Regions from separate parts of the Homo sapiens genome. Here region 1 is linked to region 2. The links are chromatin loops, found by intact Hi-C in ENCODE. Cell type or tissue: K562. All regions are shown on one strand. Each heading gives the region's core, and the rest is flanking DNA. Links, peaks and the distances in the headings are about the cores only. Region 1 overlaps CR1L (complement C3b/C4b receptor 1 like). Region 2 holds the start of LINC02767 (long intergenic non-protein coding RNA 2767).

Region 1 (15,735 bases), core at 4,345-6,844, 250 kb before region 2:
TCCTCATCTTGCATTGTGGAATAAGTGCGAACCTCCCTGCGGCATGAGGCAGAAAACCATTGAGCTTATGACAAAAAACAGGAAATACATGTAAAAGAGACCAATTTTAAAAAATCAGGAGAAATTTTACAAAAGAGATTTACTGCCAGGAAACCAGGAAAACTTTCAGAACACTCTCCTTTTCCTATTTTTAACAAGACTCAGTTGTACAAATAATTCTGTGAAACTAGCCATGAAGTTTGCACACGAATGAATATATGTAGTCAGTGTGTTTATATATTTCATTTCATATATGTGTCATATATATGTGTGTGTGTATGTATATATATATATATATATATATATATATATAAAACACTGAATATTGCAGAAAATTAAAGCAAAGAGTAAGAAGAGTTAACCAAATTTTCCCTCAATGCAGTGGGAAAAGATGAAAAGGAGAAGATAGGTGGGCACAGTGGCTCACACCTGTAATCCCAACACTGAGAGGCCGAAGCAAGAGAATCACTTGACCCCAGGACCTCGAGACCAGCCTGGGCAATAAGGCAAAACCCCATCTCTACAAAAAAGTATAAAAATTAGCTGGGCGTGGTGGCGTGTGCCTGTAGTCACAGCTACACAGGAGACTGAGGTGAAAGGATCACCTCAGCCCGAGAGGCTGAGGCTTCAGTGAGCCGTGATGGCACCCCTGCACTCCAGCCTGGATGACAGAATGACACCTTGTCTAAAAAAAAAGAAAAAGAGAAGACGTATGTAAGACAGTGTCAGGATTCAAATTATGTATTAAAAAAATTCCAGAAGGGTAAGCAAATAAGCCCATACCTAGCCATCACTAGGGAAATTTCTGTGTTTCAGGGATAGAGAAAAAAACTCAGATTCCAGAAATAAAATGTGAAAATGTAATACCCGCAAAAGAAATAAATTTATTGACACCACATTGATTCTACACAACACTAAATTGTAGAAGATAGCACTTCTGTTGAGCCAAGCTAATATTCACATCTAGAGGCTCCAGATACACATTAAAGAATAAGCAAAGACACAAAAATTGTACCATTTAAGTATGTTTCCCAGGCAATTAATAAGCAAATTTTTAAAAAGGAGAATGATGAATTCCTAAAGAAATCTCAATGAGATAGAAAAGTGGTAAAAACAAACAACAACAACAAAAAACCATAAACACAAAAACTGGCAATGTAATCATAATTTAGTAATAATCTCTGTGAAGTCATAGAATATATCAATAGAAGTAGAAAATGTGAGAAAGCAGGAAAAGGTAGGCTAGACTTACAGAAAAGATGAGTAGACTGACTGTACAGAATTTGACTCTGAAATTGAGAAAATAGGTTTAAATATATGTATCAAGTGTATATATCTACAATATACATGCACACATATAAAATTAAATTCCTAATTGGAAAAAATATTAAGTTTAATTTCCAAATTATTAGAATAACTAAAACAGCTGAATCTATCTGTTCCATATAGTAAGGGGAGGGAAGGAAAAAGAATAGCAAGGAATGCATTTGTCTCTGTCATCGGAAATAAGCCCCATCATGTTTGGGTCAGGTCATTTTATTCATTGCTTTCTCCTCATCCTCATCATGGGACATCGTGAAATCATGAAAAAGGTAGTGAAAGAATTATGACAAGGCCGAGCACAGTGGCTCACGCCTGTAGTCCCAGCACTTTGGGAGGCCGAGGTGGGAGGGTCACCTCAGATCAGGAGTTCAAGACCAGTCTGGCCAAAGTGGTGAAACACCATCTCTACTAAAAATACAAAAATTAGCTGGGCATGTTGGTGCATGCCTGTAATCCCAGCCACTCAGGAGGATGAGTCAGGAGAATTGCTTGAACTCGGGAGGCAGAGGTTGCAGTGAGCAGATATTGCACCATTGCACTCCAGCCTGAGCGACAGAGCCAGACTCCGTCTAAAAAAACAAACAAACAAACAAAGCAAATCAAATATATAATTTATTTCAATCCATTTGGTTTAAACTTCTTGTCAAAAAACCAAGTCTACTAGACAGGATCAAAAGCAACAAATCTTGTATTTATAAAAAACATGCCTCAAGTTAAATGGCATAGTATTACACACACACACACACACACACACACACACACACATATTAAGGGAATACGCAAACAAAAAATGGCAGAAATAATATGGGAAAAGACAGAACTTAAGAAAGAAATTGTCAAGCAGGTCTACAAAATGATTGTTTTATTTTGGTGCCAGGTACAGTCCACAATGAAGTCAAGATATTAAGAAGTAAAGTGGACCAGGAGAAGTTAGAGCAGAAATATCTCTTTTCAATAGTGAGAGCAGAAAAAGAAGTAGAAAAGCTGGGAACAATAGGTAAAGTTTAGGCTAGGCCTTAGACTTCTCCTATATTGTAATCCCTCTGGTTTGCCACATATGCATGCTGTCAGGAAGTTGATGAGGTATGTACAGCACAATTATTTTCCATTTTTTGCCTTTAGGCACCGACTCATTGGTCACTCATCTGCTGAATGTATCCTCTCGGGCAATACTGCCCATTGGAGCATGAAGCCACCAATTTGTCAACGTGAGTTGAAATCTCTTTCCCCATTCACCCCACCATTTAACCCTAGAGTTGTCCTCCTAGAATTACAAAGAATGAATCTCATCCCTCTTGGAAATGGTATCCTTCTGATATTTGAAGAATCCAGTCATATCCTTAAAATGGCTCACAGCATTCCAAACTTCCACCTTCACCTAGAAATGCTTTTTTTCTTATCTTAAGGTGTAATTTATTTTAAACTAGTCTTGAGCTAATTTAAATAGCCCCCAATTTCATCCTCTGTTGGGTGAACACCTCCCAGTTTGAAGAGCATTTTCTTTGGTGAAGTCAACAAATACAAAGTCAGTGAAAGAAACCGCATATCCTCTCTGCAAGCTGTTAGTATCACATCAGATATTCAAGCCATGCAGCTCTTTCTTCCTTCTTATTCTTTGTCTAAACAGGATCATGCCATCTTCCCTGTGAGTTGTTTGGAAGATGAGCTTTCTACATTTTGGGGAGCAAAGAGGAATGAGCAATTGCAAGCTAATAAGGAATATAAAATGTGTATAATCCTGGGTTTAGTGATGGTGTGAGGAAATCAGCAATTTCAAACCCATCTGGTGGGAGAATAAGTGGGAACAAACTTTGTAGAAGGGCAATATACTGGCTGGGCACTGCCCTACAGTAGAGTAGGACACAGTATTCAGTTCTTCCAAGATCAGATGAAATTGGGTGCATTCAGGGTGGTATGGCTGTAGATCAGTATCCAGTTATTTGTATTACTTCTGAATCTGTAAGTATCATGTTTATTATATGTAATATTGTATATTTGTGTTTGCTTTGTCTTTATTAGTTCTGCCAGAGCTTTTGTTCTTATTATTTAATAAAGATGTTATACTGGGCCAGGTGTGGTGGCTCACACCTGTAATCCCAGCACTTTGGGAGTCCTAGGTGAGCAGATCGCTTGAGCCCAGGAGGTCGAGACCAGCCTGTACAACATGGTGAAACCCTGTCTCTACAAAAAATACAAAAATTAAATGGGCATACTGGCACACGCCTGTAGTCCCAACTATTCGGGAGACTGAGAGGTGGGAGGATTGCTTGAGCCAGAGAGGTCAAGGCTGCAATGAGCCATGATCGTGCCACTGCACTCCAGCCTGGGCAGCAGAGCAAGACCTTGTCTCAAAAAAAATGCTATGCTGTATGCTTTATTATATTAATATCCAATAGAATAAAGACACATGCCTTCTATATAGAGAGAACTAAATTAATAATGGTGAGATAACATAGTTAAATTCTCATTTAGCAGGAGAAATATAAATGTGTACTATAGGCCAGGCACAGTGGCTCACACCTGTAATTCCAGTACATTGGGAGGCCCAAGGTAGGTGGATCACTTGAGGTCAGGAGTTCAAGACCAGCCTGGCCAACATGGTGCTACCCCATCTCTACTAGAAATACAGAAGTTAGCTGAGCATGGTCGTGCATGTCTGTAATCCCAGCTACTTGGGAGGCTGCAGCAGGAGAATCATTTGAGGCCAGGAAAGGAAGGTTGCAGTGAGCCAAGATCATGATACTGCACTCCAGCCTGGGCAACAGAGACTCTGTCTCAAAAAAAAAAAAAAAGGAAAAAAATGCTCTATAATAATATATGGACACATTTAGCAAAGTAATGTTAACTACGAAGAGCACAACTCACAATATTATAAAATTGTAAGAATATATCTGTACATTAGTAAATATTAGATGAGAATGATATTGTGAATATTTACTTCCGGTAATTTGGGATTTCAGAAAAGCTATTAGCATAATTTACAATAAAGTATAATTTTAAGAAACCATGCCGGGCACGATGGCTCACGCCTGTAATCTCAGCATTTGGAAGGCAGAGGCAGGTGGATTGCTTGAGGCCAGGAGTTCAAGACCAGCATGGCCAACATGACCAAACCCCAACTCCACCAGAAATACAAAAATAAACCAGATACGGTGGTGCGTGCCTGTAATCCCAGCTACTCGGGAGGTTGAGGGGGGAGGATTGCTTGACCTGGGAAGTTGAGATTGCAGTGAGCCATGATCGTGCCACTGCACTCCAGCCTGGGCGACAGAGCAAGACTCTGTCCCAAGGTTTTGTTTTGGTGAACTTGCGGTCTCTTTTCCCAGGAATTCCTTGTGGGCTACCCCCCAACATCACCAATGGATATTTCATTAGCACCGACAGAGAGTATTTTCACTATGGATCAGTGGTGACCTACCACTGCAATCTTGGAAGCAGAGGGAGAAAGGTGTTTGAGCTCGTGGGTGAGCCCTCCATATACTGCACCAGCAAAGATGATCAAGTGGTCGTCTGGAGCGGCCCAGTCCCTCAGTGCATTATACCTAACAAATGCACACCTCCAAATGTGGAAAATGGAATATTGGTGTCTGACAACAGAAGCTTATTTTCCTTAAATGAAGTTGTGGAGTTTAGGTGTCAGCCTGGCTTTGTCATGAAAGGACCCCCCGCACCGTGTGCAATGCCAGGCCCTGAACAAATGGGAGCCGGAGCTACCAAGCTGCTCCAGGGGTGTGTTTGCCTGAGGCCTAGAAGGGCCCTGCAAGTGACATGCATTGCTGTTGGATCAGGAGATGAGTATTTGTTTAGGGGGAGGGATGTATGTTGAGGAGGGTGGGAAAGTAAGTTTTGGGGGAAGAAGCATGAAATTAAGAATCTGGGGTGTGCAAGCACTCATGCATATGTGTCTTCATTTTGAAAAGCAAGACCTTAATTAGCCAAGAAAACTGGTATTTTGGACTCACCTATTAATCAATTGTCAGGGCAAAGTACCAGCTGCAATCTCTCTCAATTATATTGAAAAATTATATGGACTTTATGGTCAGCTGTGCCCTAAGCACTTTGTATACATTATCTCATTTATTATTTAAAACAACACTGTCTTATTTAAGGGCTTGTGTTTTTGATGGCTCATCTTGTCTACTGATGCCACAATAGCTGGCTTAGCAGCGGAGTGGGAGGTGTTATGGCAGATACATAGGGACAGAGAAAGAGCTTACAATTCTTCTACCAACCCATGTTAGCCTTGTGCAACCACTGAGCTGGGAAGACAAACAGATAAAGGGATATAAAGACGGATGTACCGAGGCAGGAGATGGGCAGGGCTTGTGTTCTGGTCACAATCCTGCTGACCAAAACAGAATCTGGCCTAGACAGGATGAAGTGAAAAAACAGCAGCAACAGGCAGATGGCGATGAAAGCAATCACTAGCTGCCCTCATATTCCCATCAGCACTGTGACAGTTTACAAATGCCATGGCAACGATCTGGAAGTTACCACCCCTTTCCAGGAAAGTTCTAAATAACACGCCCCTCAATTTGCATTGATGTGCCCCTTAACTTACCTGTAATTGGCTGGGCATGGTGGCCCATGCCTGTAATCCCAGCACTTTGGGAGGCCAAGATGGGCAGATCACCTGAGGTCAGGAGTTCAAGACCAGCCTGGCCAACATGGTGAAACCCTGTCTTTACTAAAAATACAAAAATTATCTGAGTGAGGTGGCTCGCACCTGAAATCTCATGAGGCTGAGGCAGGAGAATCACTTGAACCTGGGACGCGGAGGTTGCAGTGAGCTAAGATCACACGACTGTGCTCCAGCCTGGATGACAGAGTGAGATATCACCTCAAAAAAAAAAAAACACAAAAAACAAGAAACAAAAATAATTTACATGTAATTGAAGCGGGCTTACAGGAGTATAAATACAGTTGCCTGCCAGGAGCTCATATGTTGCTGACTCTGGGCACATTGCCTGTGAGTTAGCCCTGCTCTGCAAAGGGCAATGCCTTTCTAAAAGATCGCTGTCTAGCACCACTGGCTCATCCGTGAATTCTGTCCTGAGTGAGGCAAGAACCCTTCCAGAGTAAGCCCCAATTTAGGGGCATGCCTGTCCCCAAACAGTATGACTGTACTTTAGTCATTGGTGTGCAATCAGAGAAATATGGGGAAATCTGTAAAACAGACTTGGTCTCAGGTGACAGTCTCATTACCTGAATAATGATGGTACAAATACCTCCCTAGGAAATATGTAGATGGAGAATCCACCAATACTAATAACTCCACACTGGATATCCAGAGCTAGGAGAAAATACTTCATGCCCTGTAGATTTACAGGTGAATTTTGGGCCATGTGCTAGGGAGAATTGTGTTCTATTTCTCTACCTTTTACTAACTATGAGGCCTTCAGCAGGCATAGGATATAGCAAAAGAAATTCCCCCATAACTAACAAGTACTCTGGAACTGTCCTTTCTACAATGTGTCAGCCGCCTCCAGAAATCCTGCATGGTGAGCATACCCTAAGCCATCAGGACAACTTTTTACCTGGGCAGGAAGTGTTCTACAGCTGTGAGCCCAGCTATGACCTCAGAGGGGCTGCGTCTCTGCACTGCATGCCCCAGGGAGACTGGACCCCTGAAGCCCCCAGATGTACAGGTGCCTCTCTTTCCCCCTCACATGGAAGTCTTACTCCTGTTGTTTTATTTTTTCTTCTCGTGAAATCCTGTGATGACTTCCTGGGCCAACTCCCTCATGGCCGTGTGCTGTTTCCACTTAATCTCCAGCTTGGGGCTAAGGTATCCTTTGTTTGTGATGAAGGGTGAGTGTGACCCAGTGTTGAGACCAAGGACTCAGTGTGGAGAATCACTGAGTTAATCCAATTAAGGAGCTGACCTAGTAGATAAGAAGTACCCAGAGAGATTAATTTATGGAAGGGTAGTTTTGAAATAAGCGTTAATCCAATTAAGGAGCTGACCTAGTAGATAAGAAGTACCCAGAGAGATTAATTTATGGAAGGGTAGTTTTGAAATAAGGGTAGGGACTAAGTGGCACCGCCTTCAGAAAACAATGAAAAAATGGCACATACAACTCAATATCAGATACAAACCTAAATACAGTCACTGATCTTGGGTACACAGTTGGAACTTGAAATGAATGGGTACGTATTTATTTGGAGGCAAAAGAACATAATTTTATAAAATGTGTGCTAGAAAAAAAAGATGAATGAGATGGAAATTGTTTGCCTCATAATAAGGCAAAGGTTGTTTTAGGAAACTTAAAACCAGTCAATAATGGAATCTGTAATAGTGTATGAATAACTATGTTTTAACCCAATTACATATCTTCATGTCAAGAATGGCCAGTGTAATTGTTTTGATGCAAGATTTTTCTCAGCCACTTTGCCAGCTGGTGACCTCTGGCCAGAAACATCCCTGTCCAGGCCTTGCTCTACCCAGGATCAATGCAGGAGACACCTCATCTACTTGGCCCACCCAGGCCGTGCCAGGCTTGTGCTCTGATGCAGAGCCCATGGCTGCCGCGACTACATGCTCAGCCTCTGGGAGGGGGTGTGTGAGTGAGCAAGTGGGGGTTCCAGCTGGCCGCGCCAAGCACTGGCACAGGAGCGGGCTCCGTGCAAGGCTTGTGGCTGGACCAGGCATGTCACACTGAAGGGAATGTGTTGGTGCCCAAACAGGGGTCCCCACGACCCCGAAGCCCAGAGGGGGTGTAACAGCATGGTAATAGCTCTTAGCATTTGATAATGCCTGCAGCCCAACAGATGGCGGTGTGTTAACAACTCTGTCAGTTCCATCGCCCCGCTCAGGCCTGCATCTCCAAGGCTGACTTGGCCTGCATCTCCAAGGCTGACTTGGCCTGCATCTCCAGGGCTGACTGGACCTGCTGGTGCTTCCTGTTGCATGGAATAACTTCCCTCCCCTAGGAGACGGCAAAGAGCCACTGTATTACAGCCTTCTTCATACCTGCGTTTGGTGGGTCCTGAGTTCTTGTCCCGCATCCAAGAAGAACAAGCTTATGCTGACAATAGAAGGGTGAGGAGGGTGGAGAAGAGTTTTATTGAGTGACAAAACAGCTTCTCAGCAGAGAAGAGACACAAGGGTGGACCCCAGATGAAGTCAGGGGGTCATTCTCTCAGTGTGGCTGGTTCTGGAGCCTTTATGGACTCAGAATTGGAAGTGTGTGTTAATTGGTTGGTGAGTATGCAAAAAAGGCTAAAACAAAGCCACCACTCAAAGGTGGGCACAACAGTGCAAAAAACCAATTAGGGAAGAGCAGGTATATGTGAAATAGATGAAGAGTGGGGATCAATCAGAGGAAAGCACACCCAACAGGAAGAGAGGTTCTCAAGCCAGTCCATGGATTTACCTGGAACTTGTAGCTAGGCTTTAAACTGTCTTCAGCTTGAAGGTCGGGTTTCACCGGGATCCGCCCCATCTGCCTGTGATTTGTCTGCCTCCTGCTTCTACCACTGTCAAGTGGTATTATTCGTTGCTTATGTGTATCCATTATTCTTGGTGATACAGTATGAGTCTGGGGGATAACTAGATTGAGCAATTAAGGAGTTATTTTTAATAATTTCCAAGGATTCTTTGGCATTTACAAAGTCCACCACCTAATAATGATTTCCAATTTCAGAACGATTTTAGATTTCAGAAGGGAAGCAGTACTCAATAGTAAGTTGAGCATTTCAGGGTGGCAAAGACTCCTCCCCTGACCCTTCTTTTTTTCTTAGAACACATGGTTCAGCATGCTTCTGTGAGCCTCTTTCTGGCCTGTTACATTTGGAGTGGCGAGAAGAACAGATATTCCTGGCTTTGCTTACCAAATCAAAAGCTGTTCTGCCTCATGACCCACTAATGAGAATAAGTGGGATGTCAGAGAGCCATCAATGAAAGATGACACCTGAAGGTTATGGCTCTTGTGCCCATGGAGAAGTCTGGTTCTGTGTTCATGCCTTCTGTAGGTGATGCTGGGCTATGAAGTTTATATGGCACTTCAGCTCTGATTGCTTTGCCAGTCACAGGGTACCATGGTTCTTTAGAATAAATTGGCCTTTGAGTTTCTGTCAGCTACTGAAGAATTCAGATCCCTAATGAACTAAGACTTTTAGCTAGACCTGAACCTAAGACCCAAATGATAGTCAAGGAGGAAATGGTAGTGAGGAAGCTGAGCATCTATTAGTGAAGAAATCAAGGGAGAGATGGGAATTGCTCACACATTTGCTACCACTTTTTTTTTTCTTTAGGTTCTGATTAAAAGGCAGGTCTGCTAGTCATTGTGTCTTGGCTGGAATGAAAGCCCTTTGGAATAGCAGTGTTCCAGTGTGTGAACGTGAGTAGAAAGAACTACGTAGTTTGGATAGCTCTCCTTATTTTTGTTTTCCAGTGTTTTACTGCACGGAATCACTTGTCTGGATCTTTACTTAACTAAATTACTGATTAAAATACTTCTCTGTTGGAAGAATTTCAAGAAGGGTCTTGTAGGACTTTTCTGACATTTGTTACTAATCTGTAAATCACTTAGTTTAATGACTGTTTAATTTTGTGGGGAATGTGTGGCAAGAAACTAAATGACATAAAAGTGCAGCACATTTTAGTCAGTCATTTATTTTTAATTTTCTTATAAGGAGTAATCTTTCTTACATTTTTTTTTTCTTTTTTGAGACAGTTACCCAGGACAGAATGCAGTGGTGCAATCACAGCTCACTGCAGTTTCAATGGCCTGGGCTGTAGTGACCCTCCCACTTCAGCCTCCCAGTAGTTGGGACTACAGGTGCATGCCACCACACCTGGCTAATTTTTTATATTTTGTAGAGATGGAGTCTTGCCATATTGCCCAGGCTGGTCTCAAACTCCTGGGCTCAAGCTATCCTCCCATCTTGGCCTCCAAAAGTGTTAGGATTACAAGTGTGAGCCACCGTACCCAGCCAAATTCTTATGTTCTTTTATCCCCTCACGTATCATAAACAATTTAGTCAGCTTGTTTTTTAGCCTGCAGTATTGAATGACATAGGGCTTCCCATGTGCTAGGACTTTCCATGTGTAGAAAATGCAATGAAGAGTAAAAGAATAGTGAAGCCACCTCCCTACTTTCCTGGAGTATATTTTCTTGTTGGGAAGAAGACTAAAAACAATAAAATAAGAAAACAAAATTCTAAAAATTATAATATATAAAATGGTAGTTAAATAGGGATGTTATGGAGAAAATAAAACAGAGTTATATGATAAATTAGTACAGTGTACAGTGGAAGGAGCCGGGATGACGAATCAGTGTCTGAAATGATGAGGTGTCCTAAATTTCCAAACCATCCGCTTAAATAAAATATCCCAAAATTCAGAAAGAATTCAGAAACTCAGATAAAAGTACATATTTGACATACTAAGACATTACTGATTTACCCTATTCTGTCTATTAAAGCAAGGCATGATTTTTTTAAACCTTTTTTTTCTTATTGGAAAATGTTTACTTTAATTTGCATTGTGTTAAAATAACTTACAGAAATCAATTTGGATATTTTATGGTGAGTATTATGGTGAAGAACATTCAATACCTGAGGAAACTCAAGTATCCAACAAACTCAACCCTTACAGAGACACATAGAGCTGAAAATAAATATATAAATAAACTTAGGAAAAACACAAGTAAAATTCAAGCATGAGAAGTTAATCATTGTTTGATGTACTAAGTCTTTTATGTACACATAATTCCGATAAACTTGGGTATCTCTTCCTAAATTCATATCAAATTAGAAGCATCAAGTGCTTTTAGGGAAGGAACTGTTCTAAACAGAAGAAAAGAAGGAAGAAATGATGGCTAATAATTTGGAAGAAAGAAAAAAAGCCTCTTTGGCACCATTTAATCTGTGTAAAAAGAGCCTTACCAATGTAGTCTGATGACACCACTGGAAATTTGGTATTGGTCCTGATGATAACAGTCTTGAATCACCAAGAAACATTTACATTGCTAAAGATGATAGTTCATGACTATTAAAGTTCATAGATTTCCTTGGAACTTATGGTCTCTGATGGCCAAAATTTTGTCTGTCTTGAACCTCATTGTCAACCCAGGAATCTTACTATGCCTGATTTAAAGTAGACAACCAAATGGGTGTTTGTAAAAAAATTAAAAAAAATTACTTTCCAAATTCATTATGAACGTAGCTACCTGGATGGTCCAAAAACACTGTCTTTGGGCTTTTGCAATAGACTGTAATTTAGGTCTCACAACAGTTAGTTGCCTCTCAACAAAAGCCTTACAGATTTAAATTCCATCCACCTTAGTTATAGTCTTTCTAAAAGAAAAAAAATTATATTCATAGCACTGTCGCAGGTCACTAATATTTCAGTCATCTTAAGTGAAACTCTAATAGAACTTAAAAGCTCTTGTTTTCTTTCTAGAAATCTTTTGTCCAAATCCTCCAGCTATCCTTAATGGGAGACACACAGGAACTCCCCTTGGAGATATTCCCTATGGAAAAGAAGTATCTTACACATGTGACCCCCACCCAGACAGAGGGATGACCTTCAACCTCATTGGGGAGAGCACCATCCGCCGCACAAGTGAACCTCATGGGAATGGGGTTTGGAGCAGCCCTGCCCCTCGCTGTGAACTTCCTGTTGGTGCTGGTCAGTATCCGCTTCCACATATCCTAAATGGGTTCAGAATATGTAGGTGAGAACCTTCATATTTCTATAGTGACAGTCATTTTTGCTTGTGAAAATGGCTTTGCTGTAACTGTCAGAGACAGAACTACCTCCCAAGTGAATGACAAATGGGTTCTAGATAGGCACACTGTCTCAATTATTGGTATTCTGATGGCCTTTGGGGTGAGGAGGGTGGGATGGTAAGGAGAGAAGAGGGTGGACAGTGAAGAGAATTGGTGAGGTCCAGATTTTGTAGAGAAATTTTTGAAAGTACTGAAAACAAATGCTAAAGAATGTACTCTTTTATTCTACCCCTACTATGAGTTGTCTTTATCCTGGAGAGATGGATGTGCTGCGCAAAAAGTACATGATGATGTAATTTACTTCAGAACTGATAACGCTATAAAAGTAATTTAAGAAATTCAGATGTAGGGATTTATACTTTTTATGTTGTTTCCAAGGGTTTGTTCAAGCCGCTGACTATATTTAGTTGGTCCTTCACCTCACCATTAACAAAGGGAACTCGGGAGGCCCTGGAGAAGCAGAGTCTGAGACTGTACTCTTAGCCTTCATAGCTCCTTCCTTTGATATATTACTCTGGCTTTAAACGACAGTACTTGACAACCGTAGATGCATTTGTGGCTGTGACTGCCCACACAAGCTCCATCCTCCAGTAAGGACAGAAGAGCATTGAATTATAAAAGGTGTTGACTTTTTAATGTGTTCTTTTGAGATGGAGTCTTGCACTGTCTCCCAGGCTGGAGTGTAATGGCACAAACTCGGCTCAATGCAACCCCCGCCTCCTGGGTTTGAGCAATTCTCCTGCCTCAGCTTCCCAAGTAGCTAGGATTACAGGCACCCACCACCACACCTGGCTAATTTTTGTATTTTTTAGTAGAGACAGGGATTCACAATGTTGGCCCGGCTGGTCTCTAACTCCTGACCTCAGGTAATCCACCTGCCTCGACTTTCCAAAGGTGTGGGATTACAGGCATGAGCCTGGTGCTGACTTTTTTGACCTGTTGGCTAATTGGACTTAGAACTTCTGTATGTTGAAAAAATGACTATAAATCATGCTGCTATAAAGACACATGCACACGTATGTTTATTGCGGCATTATTCACAATAGCAAAGACTTGGAACCAACCCAAATGTCCAACAATGATAGACTGGATTAAGAAAATGTGGCACATATACACCATGGAATACTATGCAGCCATAAAAAATGATGAGTTCATGTCCTTTGTAGGGACATGGATGAAATTGGAAAACATCATTCTCAGTAAACTATCACAAGAACAAAAAACCAAACACCGCATATTCTCACTCATAGGTGGGAATTGAACAATGAGATCACATGGACACAGGAAGGGGAATATCACACTCTGGGGACTGTGGTGGGGTCGGGGGAGGGGGGAGGGATAGCATCGGGAGATATACCTAATGCTAGATGACACGTTAGTGGGTGCAGCGCACCAGCATGGCACATGTATACATATGTAACTAACCTGCACAATGTGCACATGTACCCTAAAACTTAAAGTATAATTTAAAAAAAAAAAACATTAAAAAAAAAAAGAAAAATAAATAACACAGTAGATAGATGAGAAATATATGGGAAACACAGCAAAGGGTTAATAGTGTTATCTTACAGGTAGCAGTAGTGGTGGTTGTGATACTAGTTGTAAAAGTTAATATATAATGAATACTTAGTACCACTGTTAGATAGGCTGGACATGGTGGCTTATGTCTGTAATACCAGCACTTTGGGAGGCTAAAGTGAGACGATCACTTGAGCCCAGGAGTTCAAGTGCAGCCTGGGCAGTATAGCAAAACTCTGTCTCTACAAAAAATAAAAAAAATTAGCTGGGCGTGGTAGTGCATGCCTGTAGTCACAGCTTCTTGAGAGGCTCAGGTGGGAGAATCCCAAGCCTGGGAGGTCGAGGCTGCAGTGAGCTGAGATCACAACACTGCACCCCAGCCTGGACAACAAACAAGACTCTGTCTCAAACACACACACACACACACGCACACACACAAGATAGCTTCTAATTTAATTACACAACAACCTATGAGGAGGATAGTATTCTTATTGTCTCATTTTATAGGTGTAGAAACTGAGACACAGAGGGTTTAGGTAACTTGCACAAGACCACAGAATGGGGTAGCCTGGGTTCAGCCAAGCAATCTACTTATCTGTAGAGACTGTGCTCTTTAACAATAAATAAATGGTCAACGGACCTAAATATATAATTCAACAAGAGAGAATATTTAAGTACTGTCATAATGAAATGGAAAGCTATCAGGCAAGGTCCCAAACACCAGATAATGGGCAATTCTTAAGTTGGATGAAGGAGATACATACAAAGAATTAGAATGGGCCAAATAACTATTAACCAGCAGGTTCTTGGAACTCAGAGCTTAGTGTAAACTCCTCGTGAATTGGGCTGAACCACATAGGAACTCCTTTTGTCTCTCTGAACTAAGACTCAGACTAAAAGCAGTCCCCTTTGCCTTCTTGTTCCTAGTCTCTTTACCCTATCTAGTCTTGGCCTTTGACATCTTACTGCTTTGTAGTGAGAAGAGACAAAGAAAATTTCATGATCTTAGAGACTATCGAAACAGAAAAAATTAAACCCAGTATTTTTTCCCTAAGACTTGGGATAGATTGCTTAAGATACCAGTCCTAGGCCTTCCTAAAATGGAAGATGAGGAACTAACCTGGGGCGGTGGTCCAGGCTTGGAGTGACATGCCATAGAGGGTTTTGAGACAGAATAGCAATCCAAAGAGAAAAAGGAACCTTTGAGTACTAGCATCAGAGCAGGAAGAATATCTTGGGATACTCAGATCCCCTATCTCCCCATTTCAATGGCCCAGTTACATCAGAGGCCTGATTCATTTCAAAACCTTCCTCAGAGCAAGGGGTAATTGCCAGGTACCCTTTAAAGCCAGAATTAATACATATAACCCATATTTACGCTGTCTCAAGACTAATTAGCATGGTGTTGCATGCTAGACAAATAAGTTCAACTCCAGAAAACATGTAAAAACTAACAGAAGTTTCAACTTGAATATCTTAAGAGAGGCTTAAAGAAAAATTAAACTATGTGACACTCATTAAAATGTCCCCAAATCCTCTTTACCCATTTCCATTACCCAGTGTCCCATTCATTAAAGCAACTGCTTTCCTAGAGCCTAGCTTCTCTCAGTTCCACCCAGACTGTCTCTCAATAGTCTCCCCACCTTCTGGACCTTCTTAGTTCACAAGAAGTCTCCATGCCATTTCTAAGGTAAATGGAGTTTCTTCAGTTCTGCATAGTTCGATGCAACACAGCCTTGAAAGTTTCTGCAGGGAAATGCAGAAACTATCTTAGGATGCAAGATTTAGAGAAAGGGTGTAAATATCTTTCTACTTTGGCACATAAATATACAGAAACTGTTTAACCTCACTAGAACTAAAGAAATGCAAAAATAACAAAGTACCCTTTTTTTTTATTATACTTTAAGTTTTAGGATACATGTGCACATTGTGCAGGTTAGTTACATATGTATACATGTGCCATGCTGGTGTGCTGCAACCACTAACTCGTCATCTAGCATTAGGTATATCTCCCAATTCTATCCCTCCCCCCTCCCCCCACCCCACCACAGTCCCCAGAGTGTGATATTCCCCTTCCGTGTCCATGTGATCTCATTGTTCAATTCCCACCTATGAGTG
Region 2 (15,735 bases), core at 7,323-9,822:
AATGAAAGTGTCATCCTCCCAACTGCCCACCACCCACTTGGCATCTCCCAGCCATTTCTCATTTCTAATGAGGACCTCACTGAATTCTCACTGAAACCTCATTTGTTGAGCTGGGTGACAGACATCACAGGATCTGGTCAATACCATAGTCTGGTGCTTCTGACCATGATTCCCTCTAAATAGTAAGGTAGAATACCTGCCTCAGGGAAGGGATCTTTTAAAATGACAGCTTTAACATGTTATATTATGTGTCCAACACTTTCTTCACTGACTTACTGTATACAAGGATTATGGCCATACTACGGGGGAAGTATTATTAGACATATTTTACCAATGAACAAATTGAGGCTCAGGAAGTTCAAACCACTTGCCTAAGGATACAGAACTAATAAGTGACAGAAGCAGCATAGTTCACACCTCTTCCACTCCCGTGACAACTTGTTCTTAGAGAATCACACACACTATGAGAATGCCAAGAATACAGCGAAAGAAAGCGGTGTTGTGCTCTCACACTTGGGCTTCTCAACACTTGTGTCCCATGTGTTTTTTAAAACCTTTGTTTTAGGAAACGTTCTGCGGCAGTCGTTTCTTCAATCTGCATCTGGTTCCATCACTGTGGCTGCTGCTTGCACATCCCAACAAAGTGCTGCACTGCGAAGCGTTTCACAGGGACTCAAACAACAAAACAACTCTTAAAAAGTGTCCCATAAAGTGCCATATGCAAACATCATGTGTGGCGTGCACATTTTCAGCAGCGGCAGAATGTCTGCTTCCTGTGAGGATGCATGGGTGGGTGCACTGAAGGCAGGGATATTTTCTGAGTAGTGTGTTTGGGGGCAGCGTTAGGTACCCAGGCACACATGTTGGCCCGACACCCCTTACTCTTGGGTGTGGAACAGATCTACAACAGAAAGGGCTTGTGGTAGGAGTAGATTCCTTTGTTCTGACCCTGGTAGACTCAGCACTGCCATTTCATTGTTTCTAAGAAAGGCTCTGCTGGTAAATCAGTCTTAGTACCTGCCAAGAGCACTGTTTCCTTCTAGGAGAATCTTCCCAGCCCCTGGCCTCTGCCAGGGCCTCAGGCTGAGTGGGGCTGGCCAAGTCCTATATCCACTCTTCTTACCTTAGACAAGAAGGAAGAAACTGATTCAAGGACAGCCAGTCCATAGACTGACCAGCAACCTGTAAGATGGTCAGGTATGGAATCTCTTTCCTACCACAAGCAGTGTGGTTAACTAGGCCAATCAAGTTCTCATTCTTGGAAACCTGAATTTGAGATTATAGAGAGAACCAGGCAACTGGCAGAAAGAGAAAACAGCAGACAGAAAAAGGGAGACTACACGAGAGTAATGGGGCCACATTCATGGTGAAACACTCGGAACTAGGAACTCCTGAGATGGATGAGGGAGATGAGGCAGCCCAATGCTTAGAGTGGCCAGGGATCCCGAATGTCCTCCTGACACCTCCCTCTGACACCTGGCTTGATTTTTGTCTCTACTCTGGTATTACAGTGAGATTTTAGTCTCTTTAATTACATCAATTAGGATGCTTTGGGCTGCAAGTAACACAAAACCCAACTAAAAGCAGTCTTCATAAGAAAAATAAGTCATCTCACTTAACAAGACAATCCTAAGCATTTCCCCCACTCCCTGGGTTGGCTAATTTAGTGGCTCAACAATGTCGTGAAGATCCCACATGTTTCCTGAATTTCTTCTCATCACCCTCTATTTTGCTTGTCCTTCTAGCCTACTTTCTCTCATGGTATCAGAAGCCTGCAAAAGTTCCAGGCAATGACATCCAGAGATGAAAAAGGAAAAAAAAAGGGAATGTACCTTTCCTTTGCCCCTTTTAAAGCAAAAGGAAAATACCCCACCAACTCCCCAGCAAGCTTCTCCCACGTCTCATTGGTCAGAATTGCACCCTCTACCCATTCCTAAATCAATCACTGGTGCCAGCAGGGAGGAATGCAGCCGCCTGAAGTACAGGGTAGCTCTATCCTTTAATCCAGTCAATGTCAGTCCTCTGTTAGCCAGGGAGAAGGCAAACAGCAGTGTCTGCTCCACTTACTACCTCATCTACTGAACAATAGAGCTCCATTTCATGAGATGACCTGGTTACATCTGTTTCCTTCAACTCAGAGAGTTGGCTAATACCCAGATCAGCCTTAGCAAGTTGAAGACATGATCTTCAGTAGGTACTCTTTGAGAGTAGTTGAGAGCTGAGTGGTTATGTAAATACAATATTATACGGAGCCCTAAAATTTCCATCGCTTTCTAATATTTTACGGGGCCCCAAACACACACAATAGACTCCAAGGAATGAACCTATCATGCCACTGCTAACTCTGGGCTTCTCAGTTCATTTCTTGCCTCCTTGGGCCTCTTAAGCAGTGATGGCATTCTGTCTTTCCATGCAGGCTTGCTTCTAGCTGATACACAGGCTTTTCTGGAACAGTGGTTTTCAAAATTTCTTTGTGCATCAGAGAATCTCCTGAAGGGCTCCTTAAAAATTGCTGGGCTCAAAAGGACAACATATGAAGCTTAGGAGTGAAGGGACTTCCTGAGCAGAAATGGGCAAACTTCAGTCTTTTTACTGTGTCTTTGCAGTATTCTATAGATAATTTCCTTAATTTGTAAATTTAGTGACCATTAGCTAGTGATCATTTGATGGGCAGCGATTCTAACAGTATAAAGTCCACAATGTTCTATGTCCCTAGCCTGCCGTTTTTCAGCTGCATGTAAAAGGGGGTAGGATGAGATAATCGACCATTATAAAGATTTAACTATTTTATGCTGAAGCGGCCATATTTTCAAGGGATGACACCATCTTGCACACAACAATGAAGGTACTCGGCCATAGACTTGGAGTGAGACCATATATGGGGATGAGATTCTTCTAGATCCTAATACTGCTGTACTGGCCTGTGTGTACATGGGGTCCTTCAGCTGAGGCCTTGCAAGGCAAGCCAGCTGTGCCATGTTTGTAGATGGGGCAGAGGAAGCTAGAACAATGGAAAAGTAACCTATTTATGCTAGGTCCACCTATTGAAACGAGGTAGGAATGAGGCTAGGGTCCTTAACTTCCTTCAGGCATACTTTTCTAGCTACCTTCTGCCCTGTGTCTGGTACCTACATCCTTGATGATTGTTCTCTTTCATCCATTGTGGAGATATATATATGTATGAAAAGCAAAAAAAATAAATTGCTGGGCTGGCACTACCTCAAAGCTTCTGATCCAGGAGGCCTAGGAGGGGGCAGTTAAGATGCATTTCTTACTAGTTCCCAGGTGATGCTTCTGCTGCTAGTCTGGGCACCACACTTTGAGAATCACAGCTCTAGGGCTAGGGGTGCTAATCTTCATTCCAAATGGAAAGGAGGCTGCTAAGGAGTCCACTTAAGTAATTTTTCCTGCGATAAAGACTTGCTTCCTTGTCACTTGCTGTCAACACCCCTCCACACAGCAGCGACTGCCTGGCTTAATTCTTAAAGTAGAGGCCTCTCAATAGACAGGGTGGACACTTCTTCGCCTCCTGGCAGGAGAGAGAAAGAACGGACTTCAATCTTTGGTTGGCAGGGCCTGACTAGGCAGTCGGGCACAGAACCCTAGGGCTTTCCCACCCCTTTGCTTTCTCACTTGTAAAACGAATAAAGGTACTGGTCCTGCCAGCTTCACAGGTTGCTGTACATAGAGGAATGGTTGGTTGAAAGTGCCCTGCATAACGCAAGCTCTTTAGGACTCGCAAACAGCCTTAATCGCAGTAAGGGGGCACATCAGGGCTGTGAGAAGGCCCCCTTGAGGGCTCGGCACAGGTGATTCTGGGCTCTCTGTGCTTGCCAGCCTCCTAAAGTAGGTGCCCACTTTCAGAAGCTCTGCACGCCCCACCTGGGCGCCTCTGCTGGAGGTCTGCCTGGCCCGGGGCACCCGTGTGCGCGCGAGGATTTCTTTTGCAGAGAATGAAACCACCGTTCCTTTCCGTCCGTGGTCTACTCCGGGGTCCCCATCCCACGTAAGTGCTGTGGAACCCCGGGGTGATGAGCCCCGGGGGAAGCCAGCATCTCTTGCCCTCCAGTGCCGGCGCCCGGCAGAGCCCCGGGACTCCTAGTTTTTGCCGCCGCTGAGGACGCGGCGCGGGCTGCTGGCCGCGTCGCCGAGGGAGGGCCCGGACAGCCCTGCAGCGCGTCTCAGCGGAGCCCTGGGGGCCGCGCCGCTCCTCCAAACATGATTCAGAACCGCCCGTCAGCCTTGGCTCCAGCGCCTGGCGCGAGCGAACCGGGCTTGGCTGTCTCGGCCCCGTCTGAACCCTGCGGGCCGCGGGCCAGGGCGCGCCGGGATCCGCTGCGCCAGGACCCTGCAGACCCGGCCGCGGCCGGGCCGAGTGCCTCCCGCCGGGGCCTTACGCCCACGGTCCACGCTTGCAACACCAGGGCTGTACGGCGGGTCCGCAGCTGGGTCTGCGCCTGGGACTCGGGGCTCCCTGCGCTCCTCGTGCCGCACCCCTTGCCTTAACCCCAAGCGGACGGGTCCTGGGGCTTCACCGGCCAGGCCGGAGCCCCAGCCCCACAACTCCCCCCCTCCCACCGCACTGCCCCCTCTGCGCTGTGGCGGGAGTTGGGGACTGGGGCCGGAGAAAGGAGACGCGCCGGTCCTCAAGTCTCTTGAGCCATTTCGGTTCCGGGCGCGCCCCCCAGGGCTGCAGTCGCGCGAGGTTCCAGATAGTGCAGCTGTGTGGCGCCAGGCTTCCAGCGGGTTCTTGGTGGGGGTTCCCTCTCTGTGAGTCGGTGGGCAGAGATTTGCCTTGGAGGGTCGCACCTGGCTACAGAAGTATGAGACTTAGTTTCCGGGGAGCAGAGGGGCCTTGGGATAAGGAACTGAAGCTTCTGGGGAGTAGTTTGGAATTTTGGTTCCACCAATTATCAGCTGTCCAACCTGGAGAAATCCACTCCCCCTGTTTTCTTGGTTATAAATAACTATAGCTACCATTTGAGTGCTTATTATTTTCCATGTACTTTACGTATGTTATTTTTATCTTTCCAACGATTTTACAGGCCATATTCTGCTGATGGAGAAATGGGATCTCACCCAAGGAAAGTGACTTGCCAGGGTTACACCACTGGTAAGTGGAGACCTATGACTTGAACCTGTCTCTAACTCCAGAGACTGTACTTTCTCGGTAAGTGAGAACATTGACGCCATACAAAGAATTTTAAAACTGTAAGATGGTGACGGATACCATTCTCTTCTGACCTGTCCTCAGGCCACGTCCTGAAGTCCAGGCTGAAAGCATGACCTTTCTTTCTCCCTACCTCCTCAGCCACGCTTCCCTAGGCGGGTCAGAGTGCAAGAGGTAGGGTCTGGGACTGGGGACCCCTGGGTCAGCCTTGCACACCACCCCCACCTGGACCCTTCCCATCCTCATTTCTACCCCACACTGCTCAATGTCCTTGAGAGACAAGGTGGTGTCACTGTTGTGGCATTTCTCCTCCACTACCAGTTGCACAAGAGGATTTTCTCCTGTGCTCAGAGTGGGAAGAAGACCAAGAAGGTCTGTACAGTAACTCGAGAACCCTGGGGCCCAGTTTGAGCTCTTAGGACGCCAGCAGTGCCTCAACTTTCTCATCTGTGTTTAGAATTCACTTTGCAGAGAAAATGAGTGGACTCTTGGGGAGAGGAGGGCCTGGGTGTCAGAGAAATTTGGGTGCCAGTCTTTTGTAAAATGGAATCTATTGATAATGCCACCACCAGTCTTGCCTGACCCCACAAGAGTTGCGGTAAGACTCAAAATGGATAATGGCCACACAGTGCTCTGGGAAGTGTGAAGTGCCTCATAAACATAAGATGGTATTATTCATAGAAGCCATTGCAGGCAACAGGAATACAAAGATGAATGCCATCTTGGAAACTTTCAGGCTAGCAGGGGAAATATGAATGGCCATACAGTTAAAATATAAAACAGGGCATGCAAATGCTCCACCAATATGCCCGCGTGGTGCCAACTCATACTGATTTTGTAATAACAAAGAATATATACAGGTCTATCTGGGTGACCTCTACTACTATTGCAAGAACTCCTCTCCACAATGGCTCTAGCCAATCTGTCTCCCCTCTACAATTAGCTTCCTTCTTACCACCTGCGTGATCTATGGCAGGATTTTTTTTCCTTTGGAGTGTGTTTGTATTAGTTCCCTATTGCTGCTGTGATTGATAACCACACACGTAGTGGCTTAAAACAACACACGTTTGTTATCTTACAGTTCTGGATGTAAGAAGTCCAAAATGTGTCTCACTGGGCTAAAATCAAGGTGTCAGCAGGACTGTTCCTTCTGGAGGCTCTGGGGGAGACTGTTTCCTTGACTTCTCCAGGTTTTCGAGGCCACCTGCATTCCTTGGTCTGCGGCCCCTTCTCCATCTTCAAAGCTATCAGTGACCAGCCGAGTCTTTCTCACATTGAATCACTGCCACCTCTGCTTCTGTGGACACATCTCCTTCTTTCCCTAACACTGTTTTCTCCCCATCTCAAGAATCTTAATATAATTATATCTTTAAAGTTCCTTTTGCCTTGTAAGGTAGCCGTTTCACAGGTTCCAGGGATTAACACCTGGACATCTTTGAGTCGGAGGGAGCATTTATCAAAAAACAAAAACCCTAGGGCCTCAAACAAAACATTTTTAAAAGAGAAATATAAAAGCTTCAACTCTTCTTCAAATAAGTAACATAGCAACTTTTTCTATAAATGTAACAAATTCTGAAAAAAAAAACCAAAAAAAACAAAGAAACAAACTTTCAGTTCCTAACTACACCCATAAAAAATCAGACTCCCTGGTGTCAGGGAAGAAGAAACAATGGGTGACAATAAATAGACTCCACATAAAAGGGAAGGGAAAGGCTCCCTAGGTTGAGAAGTTATGATATGTGCTTCACTGGGAATGTAGGTACAGCCTTTGGAAATGATTAGTTGTTAACAATTGTCCACAGCTCTTCAGCTGCTCTACTTTATAATCCTTTAGTGTAGTGACATCTAAAACATTTTTTAAATAAATCAATCAACTGTATTTTTTAGAAAAATTTTAGTTCACAGCAATATTGAGCAGAAAGTAGAGTTGCTTGTCCCTTCACCCTCCTCCCACTTAAAACATTTTTAAAGCATTAATAGAATTCTTGGCTCCTTATTTTCCCCCCAAAAGAAATTCCTACCTAAAAAATAAAAATCGTGCTGCTCTGGTTCAAGTGGACTCATGGAGTCCCTCAACCTCTGTAAATCCTACTGCATGGTTTAACACCTGTTTTGCAGTTACTTCTCTTGAGTGGAATAATGAGAATAACTCAAGTTAGAAAGTACCCTCCGGACCACAGAAGTAGGGAGACTGTCATGTTGGAAATTATTCTCCAGGCTTCAGAAGCAAGAATTGTCATAATATTCTCCCAGGAATTAGAAAAGAGCAGGCTCTTGTTCTGACGTAGAAGCATAGAGTCTTCTAGGCCATAAATCTGCTTATTTTAGTTACAATAGTGAAAGGGCCAGTGGGCAACACGGTAAAAAGTACATGGGCCCAGAAATTGGGGACTTGGATGGGGCAGCTGGGATGTAGGGGACATATTAATTAAGACCTAGTGTGGGCCTTTCGTATTCTGGGTCAGATAAGTGAACAAGCAGGTGAGGTTCTGTGTGGGCTACCCTGGAATACAGTGTTGCATAGGGTTGTGTGAGAGGTGCGGGGAACGCCTAGAAAACTTTGCAGGGAGAATGTTTTCTAAGCCAACACCTAGAAGACAAGCAAGAGTTTGCTGGGCAGAGAGTGAAGCTGGGCGCGGCTGGGATCATGGAGCCGGATGTGCACAGCCGGGACATGGGGAAGAGCTGCAGTGGAGAGTGGGGTATGGTGGAGAGCAGTCAGGGCCAGACGATGCTGGCGGGCCTGGAGGCCTTGGGAGCGCTGACTTTCTCCAAGAGCTGGGGGTGCCAGGACAGGGTCCCAAGCAGCGGCCCTACGTGGCCTGGTTTGCTCTTCACTGGCAAGCTCCATGGCCCTGGGCAATGTGCTGCTTCTGTTTTTCTTCTCATCGGTGCCTGGCTGAGCTCTGGAATCGTTTCCTGCTCTGAGCCTGAAACTTCAAGCAGTAAGAAGACGGTCCACAGCCCGGTTACTGGGGCTCTGCAAATGCGACGTTCCCAGTGGCCCTCTCCCAGGCTCCGGGCCTCCGGGTAGAGGAACTTCTGTCTGTAAAGGATGAAGGCGACCTTGCTCAGGCTGCAGCGGGATGGAGAAACGTGACCCAGCGGAGGGGCTTTCGGCTGCGAGGTGCGAGAGGCGACCCGAGGGGTGAAAGCAAGGCGAGTGCGGTCAGCGCACCGGGCTGGGCGGCCTCCCAGCCGGCCGGGGAATTCGTTCCCAGCTCCAGCCGCATCTCACCGCCTCTATCGCGCCTTTGGGGCCTCAGAGGGAGGCTGCATGGCCCGGAGGCCTGAAATCCGCCATTTGTTCCCTCCCGGGGCGGCAGAGCCACAGCTCACTGAAGGCTGCAGCCTCGGCAGCCGGAAGCGCTGGCCGGGCGCTTGGCCAGCGACCGCCTCGGGTCGGCCTCGGGTCTGCGCAGGCGCAGGCTCGGGAAGCCGGGCGCGGTGGTGTTTCTGCGGCCCGCGGCTGCCCTCTCGTGGCCGCAAGGCGCCATGGCACGGCCGCTTCCACGCAGCGGAGGTGCGCTGGCCGGAAGGCGGCGGGTCCGGCCAGCCAGGGAGACCAGCCAAGCGCTGTGTTTTTCCAGGTCCGCGCGGGCCAGGGGAACCCTGCGTGTTTGCTTGGTGGGAGTGGTTTACTGGGAAAGTAGACGGAAGGTACCCTGCAAATCGGCGTGCACTGTATTGTTTGGGAGTCAACAGCCTGGAAAGTAAATATCAGGTGAGGGCAGTGCTGGGAACCACCGCCTGCCCCCTCCCCTGGCCTTGGCCCTGACTTTGAGCGGGGCACCGCGGGCCAAACAGCTCGGCGGCCCAGGGGAGAGGGAGGAGGAGGAGGAGGCAGGCAGCGGGGGAGGTGTCAAGACTCAGAAATAGGAGCCAGCTAGGCCCAACATACGCCTGCCACCCCAGGGGCTGCAAACAGGGAATACCATCCCTTCTGCCCACCCCACGAAGACATCGTACACCCCGACGAGTCACCATTCCAGAAAGGCTGGCTTTCTGCAAGCGTGCGGGGGCGGTGAGAGTGGAGGGTGGCGGGGTTGCTCGGGGCCCACCCAAGCATAACTGTCTGAAGGGCACACCTCACAACGGAAGGTTTAGGCGAGAGGGGTGAACCCACACTCTGGCACGAGAATCATATGTTCTGTTCCACCCAGGGAGCCGCACTACATAGAGTTCTCTTTAAATTCATCTTCACTGGCTGGGTGTGGCTGAGTCTTCTCCTATCTCCTGATTCTCAGTTAACTTTTTGCGTCCCACCCTGTTCTTGTCTCAAGCAGTCGCTTTGGAATGTGTTTCCTCTCGTCCGGGGTTTGAAGATTAGTCATGAAAAACATCACTCTGCCCTTGCTGAAGTGCATGTTGGCTACTCGATCATTCCACCTGTGTGCCCCAAGACGGTCTGCTAAGGAGGGCTCCCCTCTTTTCCATGCCCTCTCAGCTCCAGACTCCATCCCATCCATCAACATTATCCTGTGCCCCCGAGGGAGGAGGGCGGGGGAGGGTTTCTGTGCCTGGATTATTGGTGAGAGGAGAGCAAGTGCAGAAATGAAGCTATGACTCTTGCAGAAGTCATGCATTCCGTTCAAGGATATTCCTTTCCGTAGCCTCCACACATTCCCTCTGGCTGCAGGCCCCTGGGATTTTTCTGTGTGACCCCGTCACATTGCATCTGTATAGATTGTCAAAGCACCTCATGACTGTGGAGGAAGAAGTCGGGGACAGAACATGGATCTGGAAGGCTCACAGCATGGATTTGGTAGGGTGACACAATGTCCCATGTTCTTCAAGAAATGTCTAGACTAGGTGATTGATTCTATCGTAGATCTGGCACAATGCTCCTGCCACACAGGGGGCAAATTGAGATCCAGAGAGAAGTGACTGGCCCAGGTCACTCAGCCAGCTGGTAACTTAGCTGGAATTCGTTCCCAGGTCTCCTGACATCCAGTTCATTCATTTTTTGCACGTTTCCTGAGGACTTACTGTATGCTAGGCACTGTTGTAGGTGCTAGGCATATACAAAGTGCCCGTATAGAGCTTGTGTCTTGTAGTGTGTGTGTGGGGAGATTGTGGATAAACAAATAAACAGATTTATCCAGAATGCCACATGGTTAAAAGTTTTTATGATACTCAGTGCCTCTTTTCCTCTTGTTTTTGAAGGGAATGGGTTTGAGGCTTGAGAAGAGATGTTCACTCATACACTGGGTCATTAAATAAACATTAGAGGATGCCCCACTATGTGCCAGATGCTGTGCAGGGCACACAGATATAAAGGCAGGGGTCTGTCTTCAAAAGCTGCCACCAGCTGGGCAGATAAGGTATTCCTCTTAGCATCTTTACATGGATTTCTGTAATTGTTATGCTAATTGTTTTTCTCCCCAGATCTCTCCCAAAAAGGATGCTTGTAGAAAACGATGATTCTGAAATGGTACAAATCCCTTTCCCAAAAGGCATCTCAAAGCCAGCCGCTGCTACTGACTTATTGATGGCTATCACCCAGTGGCCTTGGGGAGGCGGTGGGAAGCCCAACCACTGCCTGTAATAAGGAGAGACAACTCAGCATCCACCCTGCAGTGAATAATAGAACAAAAAGCTGCCGGCGCCTGCAGGATCAAAGCACATGAGCGATCACAGTGTCTCTGGGTTAAATAGATCCGCGAAGGCCAGGCAGCCAGCAGATGTCATGGAACTTTTTGGGGGAGAAGTCTGGGTTATGGAGGAAGCCTCAGCTGGATTTCAGTACCTTACAAGATGCTCTTCTGTGGCTCTCTCCTGCTAACCTTCCTTGGACATGGAATAATCTTCCCTTTATCCTCCCTCTTCACCACTGCTGTTCCCAAAGTCTAAAAAGATGGGGGCAGGAGGTGAGACAGGAGGGGATGGGAAAAGAATACTGGACCAGGAGGCAGGAGACACTGGATCTGTGAGTGAAGGCAATGCTGAATGACTTCCATGGCCTCAGTCTCCCCATCTGTAAAATGGGAAGGTTGATATATGGCCTCAACCTTTCTGCCCACTTTGATAAACCATATTTCACCAAAAAGAGGCAGAGGGGATCTGTTGCTTTTCAGATTCCTGTCCAGTTACTTCTAGGTCAGACAGAATGATTGCCCCAATGATTCTGGGTCCGCAGACTCAGTCTGTGAAACCCCATTTCTTGGAGGAGTTGGGATCAGGACAGGCAAGAAGACTATACTATTCCTGCCTCCTATTTGCTCCCTCTTGCCAGTGGGGAAATCAGTGGCAACCTTAGAGTAATCTTGGAGGGGTGGGGGGATGAGTTATTATTGGGATTTTTATCTGCAAAGAATATTTTCAGATGTTGTTTGTGCATTTAAATGTACATGCAGTTCTAGAGGAGAAGACTCTAGTGGTTGCGGTGCTGTGAGGCATTTTGCATATATTTATCTCACTCAAGAAGAACTGTGGGGTCCTTGTGAAAGTAAGTGTGTATGTGTGTGTGTGTGTGTGTGCGCATGTCCTGAGTCAGCCTGAGTCCTGAGCCTTTTGTCTTTGCTCCTGAGTAAGCCACTGGGGGAGGTAAATATATAATTGGAGGAAGAAATGTGTCAGAAAATAACTTCTTTACTTGTGGAAAGTCATTGAAAACCCTTGGTTTTGCGTATGAGCACAGCACCCTGTAGGCAGGTGAGGAGTCTTAGAACACGGCGGGGAGCGAACCAGACACGTACTAAAGAAACCTCCATGTTTGATATAAACCCAATGCACAGGTCCACACAGACAGGGCATGGAGGTGTGCTCCACAGGGCCACCACACGGACCTCTGTGATGGCAAGCCCGGATGCATGTACAACTAAACATCCTCACAGATACACTTTAATGTAGGTGGAGACCTGGTGTTATGGGTTAGACTATGTCCCCCCACAAAATATATGCTCAAGTCTCATCTGCCATCTACATTATTTGGAAATAGGGTCTTTGCAGATGTAAACTGGTTAAGATAATAAAAAAAAAAATAAATAAATAAAGGTAATGGCAACAATGAAAAAAAAAAGTAAGTCATCCTGGGATAGGGTGGGAGAGCCCTAATTCAATGTGACTGGTGTCCTCGAAAGAAGAGGGGAATTTGGACACAGAGACACAGCTGAACTTACTGAGCAGAGCCTCCCAGATGCTGCAAACTCAAGGAGGCCTCTGTGCTCATATCTTTATTCTCTCTCTCTCTCTCTCTCTCTCTGTCTCTGGTACAGCGTTTATGCTTTTTGGCAGTTCTTTCCTCTTCATTCCCCCATCTCTCCAATTACACATTCATATACACATAAACACTCCGATACCCTCAAACTACCAGAAGCCACGTCAGAGACTTGAGAACTTTGGACCAGGAACTGATGGAGACAAAGATGACCTAGGAAGATGGCTACATTGGGAATGGAGGCAGAGATTGGAGTTATGTGGCCACAAGGGAAGGAACTCCTGGGGCTCCCAGAAGCTGGAAGAAACAAGGATCCTTCCCCTATAGGCTTTGGAGGGAGCGTGGCTCTGCAACACCTTGGTTTTGGACTTCTAGCTCCAGAAGTGTAAGAGAATAAATTTCTGTGATCTCATATTCAGTTCATGGTGCTATATCATGGTAGCCCTAGAAACTAAGATACACAGGTATGTTGGATGTATGGGTCAGGCCCACACCCAGGGTGCATACGGCCTTTGGTTAAAAAAAAACTCTCATTTCTGTGGGGAATCCATTGCCAGTGGTCTGGATGACATGGCCACTGCCTCTCTTCAGGGATGTGCACAAGACCCTGGCCTGGCCAATCAGAATACCTCATGCCCAGGACCACAGTAACTGGGTCAGGGGTTGTCAAGATTTATATAAATGATTTACATAAAATGTTTAAATGTTTTGTTAAAATATTTAAAATAAAAAATGTTTCTAAGATTTCAGTTGCCAATTGTTTTTTGTGAGTATATACAAATACAACTGATTTTTACATATTGGTTTTGTATCCTGTATACTTGCTAAATTCATGCATTAGTTGTATTTTTCTAGATTTCTTAGAATTTTCTATGTACACAAATCACAATGTCTGTGAATATACACGACATTACTTCTTCGTTTCCAAAACTTATGCTTTTCACTTCTTGTTCTTGCCTTGTTGCACTGGGTAGAACCTCAGTTGTATATTAAATATATTTTTTAAAAAGGTAGACATTTGAGCCTTGTTTCCAATCTTGGGAAGACACTATTCAGTCTTTTGCCCTTGTCTGCTTCTAAGCTGCCAAAGCCTGTGCTGTGGTGGGGAAATGTCACTCTGTGGGCCAGCCATGGTGTGAGTGTGCAGATGGGACAGCAGCAGCAGGTGCATTCTCCTGGGAGGCCAGGCCTGGTGGCAGGCATCTGTAATCCCTGCTATTTGGGAGGCTGAAGCTGGAGGGTGGCTTGAGCCTGGGAGTTCGAGTCCAGCCTGAGCCACACAGCGAGACACTGTCTCTTAAAACAAAAAATAAAAAACAAAACCAACAACCCCCACGCCTGCCTGCCAAATTTTCCTGGGGAAGGCAAGACACACAATTAAGAAAGTAAACATTATGTCATCCTTGTCTGTATCTCAGTAGCCATAGTTGTGGATTCCTTCAGTTCTCTCTTGGTAGAAGGTGGGGCCTGAATAAATGACGACATAAAGCCAGCTGAACTTAGTGAGCAGAGCCTCCCAGATGCTGCAAACTCAAGGAGGCCTCTGTGCTCAGATCTTTATTTTCTCTCTCTCTCTCTCTCTGTCTCTGGCACAGCGTTTATGCTTTTTGGCAGTTCTTTCCTCTTCAATCCCCCATCTCTTCAATTACACATTCATGTACACATCAACACTCCGATACCCTCAAACTACCAGAAGCCACATCAGAGACTTGAGAGCTTTGGACCAGGAACTGATGGAGACAAAGACGACCTAGGAATGGTTGCTTGCCCTACCCTCAGGAGTTTACAATTACTGATAGAGACAGAAGTCTTTGCAGGAGGTGGGGGGCGGGGGGTAGGAGAAACTTTACAAACACACCTGTCAGCATACACAGGGATAATAATAGGAAAGGGGGTTTTCATACAAGGGAAGCATCTGGAAACTGGGAGGGTCCTACAAAGCTGTATAATCCAGCGTCTGTTGAGATGCAGGAGACCACCCCAGCTCCCAGGCCTGCCTTGATAAACACCTTGAATTTGCAAGATGAAGTTTGAGGATGGGTAGGAGATGCTAATTATAGCCTATATTAATGAAGCTATAAAGTAAATAATTGTAGCCTCCTATTACCAAGCACGAAGGGAATATTTTGGGTAATCTAAGTGGAAAGTCCAGAGCGTAGGTCTGGCTTTAGGCATGGTGGAGTAGTAGCCTAAGGCTCACATCCTACCAGTTAGCAACCAACCCCAGGAAGAGTAAAGCTCCTTCCCCACTAGCTTTGGCAGAAAAGTCCTATAGGAAGATCTGATTAGCTGGGTTTGGGTCACATGACTACCCCAACCCAATCACTGTGACCAAGGGCATGAGATATTCTGATTGGCCAGGCTAGGGTCTTGTGCCCATCCCTGAAGAGGGGCAGTGGCCATGCCATCCAGACCACTGGCAATGGATTCCCCACAGAAATCTTTTACTGGAAGAAGTAGGGAGCTCAGTTCCGGACAGGCAGCACAATTGCAGCCTATGACACCCTCTAAGCCTTAACTCCATGTATGACTGTATGAAGCAAATGACTTATCCTCATGATGCATGTTTCTTCATCTGAAAGAGCGGTCATAGTTTTGATTTATGTTATATTTACACAATGCATAGCATGAAGCCGATGGTCAAGAATGCACTCTGAGATGTTAGGGGGTATTCTATTCAACTGGAGCCCGTGGCACAGACATTTTCTTTGTAGCAAGCCACAGAGTAAGTGGTTTCATTCCCTGAGCCTCAATACCCGGTGGCCAACTAGGGTAACAGATTACTGTCCTTGGAAAGGCACAGAGCTCATCAGAAAGTGCAGGCAAGCCGGGCACAGTGGCTCATGCCTGTAATCCCAGCACTTTGGGAGGCCATGGCGGGCAGATCACAAGGTCAAAAGGTTGAGACGATCCTGGCCAACATGGTGAAACCCCGTCTCTACTAAAAATACAAAAATTAGCTGGGTGTGGTGGCAGGTGCCTGTAGTCCCAGCTACTTGGGAGGTTGAGGCAGGAGAATCGCTTGAACCTGGGAGGCGGAGGTTGCAGGGAGCTGAGATTGCGCCTGCCTGAGCCATGATCACATGCTTGTAGCTCAGAGCATGGTCCCTGAGGACACAAAGACAGGTGTCAAGTAGGTGGGTCTTGGGACACGCACTATGTGGCCCTCTTTTCTCCAGCTATCCCTGTCCCAACTCAAGCACAAATAAGATTACAGAAAGCCACAGAAGGCAGTATTCAGGAATTTAAAAGATAAACATGCACGGGGTAATTGAATAGCATTCTGCTGAAAAATGAGCTCTCAGAGCTCATAATCGAGGCTATGCTTTAGTGGAGGGGCTCTCCCCGTCTCCCTTTGCAAACCCAGGAGGCCAGCAGCTTTAACCCTTTGGGAGGGCTGTACTAG

Evidence for each region. Hi-C counts contacts between places; a loop is a spot of excess contacts. Peaks named below come from ENCODE experiments on the same cell type or tissue, not always from the same donor. Only the 100,000 strongest peaks of a DNase experiment are listed, where the experiment ranks them.
Region 1: a loop joins it to region 2, with 2.6 times the contacts of the local background. A loop is called at or near these places in 5 of 110 quality-filtered maps.

What each region holds. Positions count from the first base shown.
Region 1 is chr1:207,705,694-207,721,428 of GRCh38, forward strand. It overlaps CR1L (complement C3b/C4b receptor 1 like), which reads left to right. Exons shown (of 12, transcript NM_175710.2): 10 at 2,485-2,570; 11 at 11,771-11,998. It also overlaps the pseudogene RNA5SP534 and the pseudogene LOC100422434. Among named protein-coding and RNA genes, the nearest start is that of CD46, 38 kb to the right of the region's middle. In K562, for the core only: a CTCF peak has its summit at 5,787; a DNase peak (open chromatin) is centred at 5,788.
Region 2 is chr1:207,955,070-207,970,804 of GRCh38, forward strand. It overlaps LINC02767 (long intergenic non-protein coding RNA 2767), which reads left to right and starts at 3,922. Exons shown (of 3, transcript NR_167983.1): 1 at 3,922-4,006; 2 at 5,046-5,170; 3 at 12,388-13,073. RefSeq lists enhancers at 3,393-3,894, 3,895-4,394, 8,196-8,295, 8,356-8,415, 9,102-9,631. In K562, for the core only: a CTCF peak has its summit at 8,651 (motif pointing left); DNase peaks (open chromatin) are centred at 8,572 and 9,442; H3K4me3 peaks cover 1,249 bases.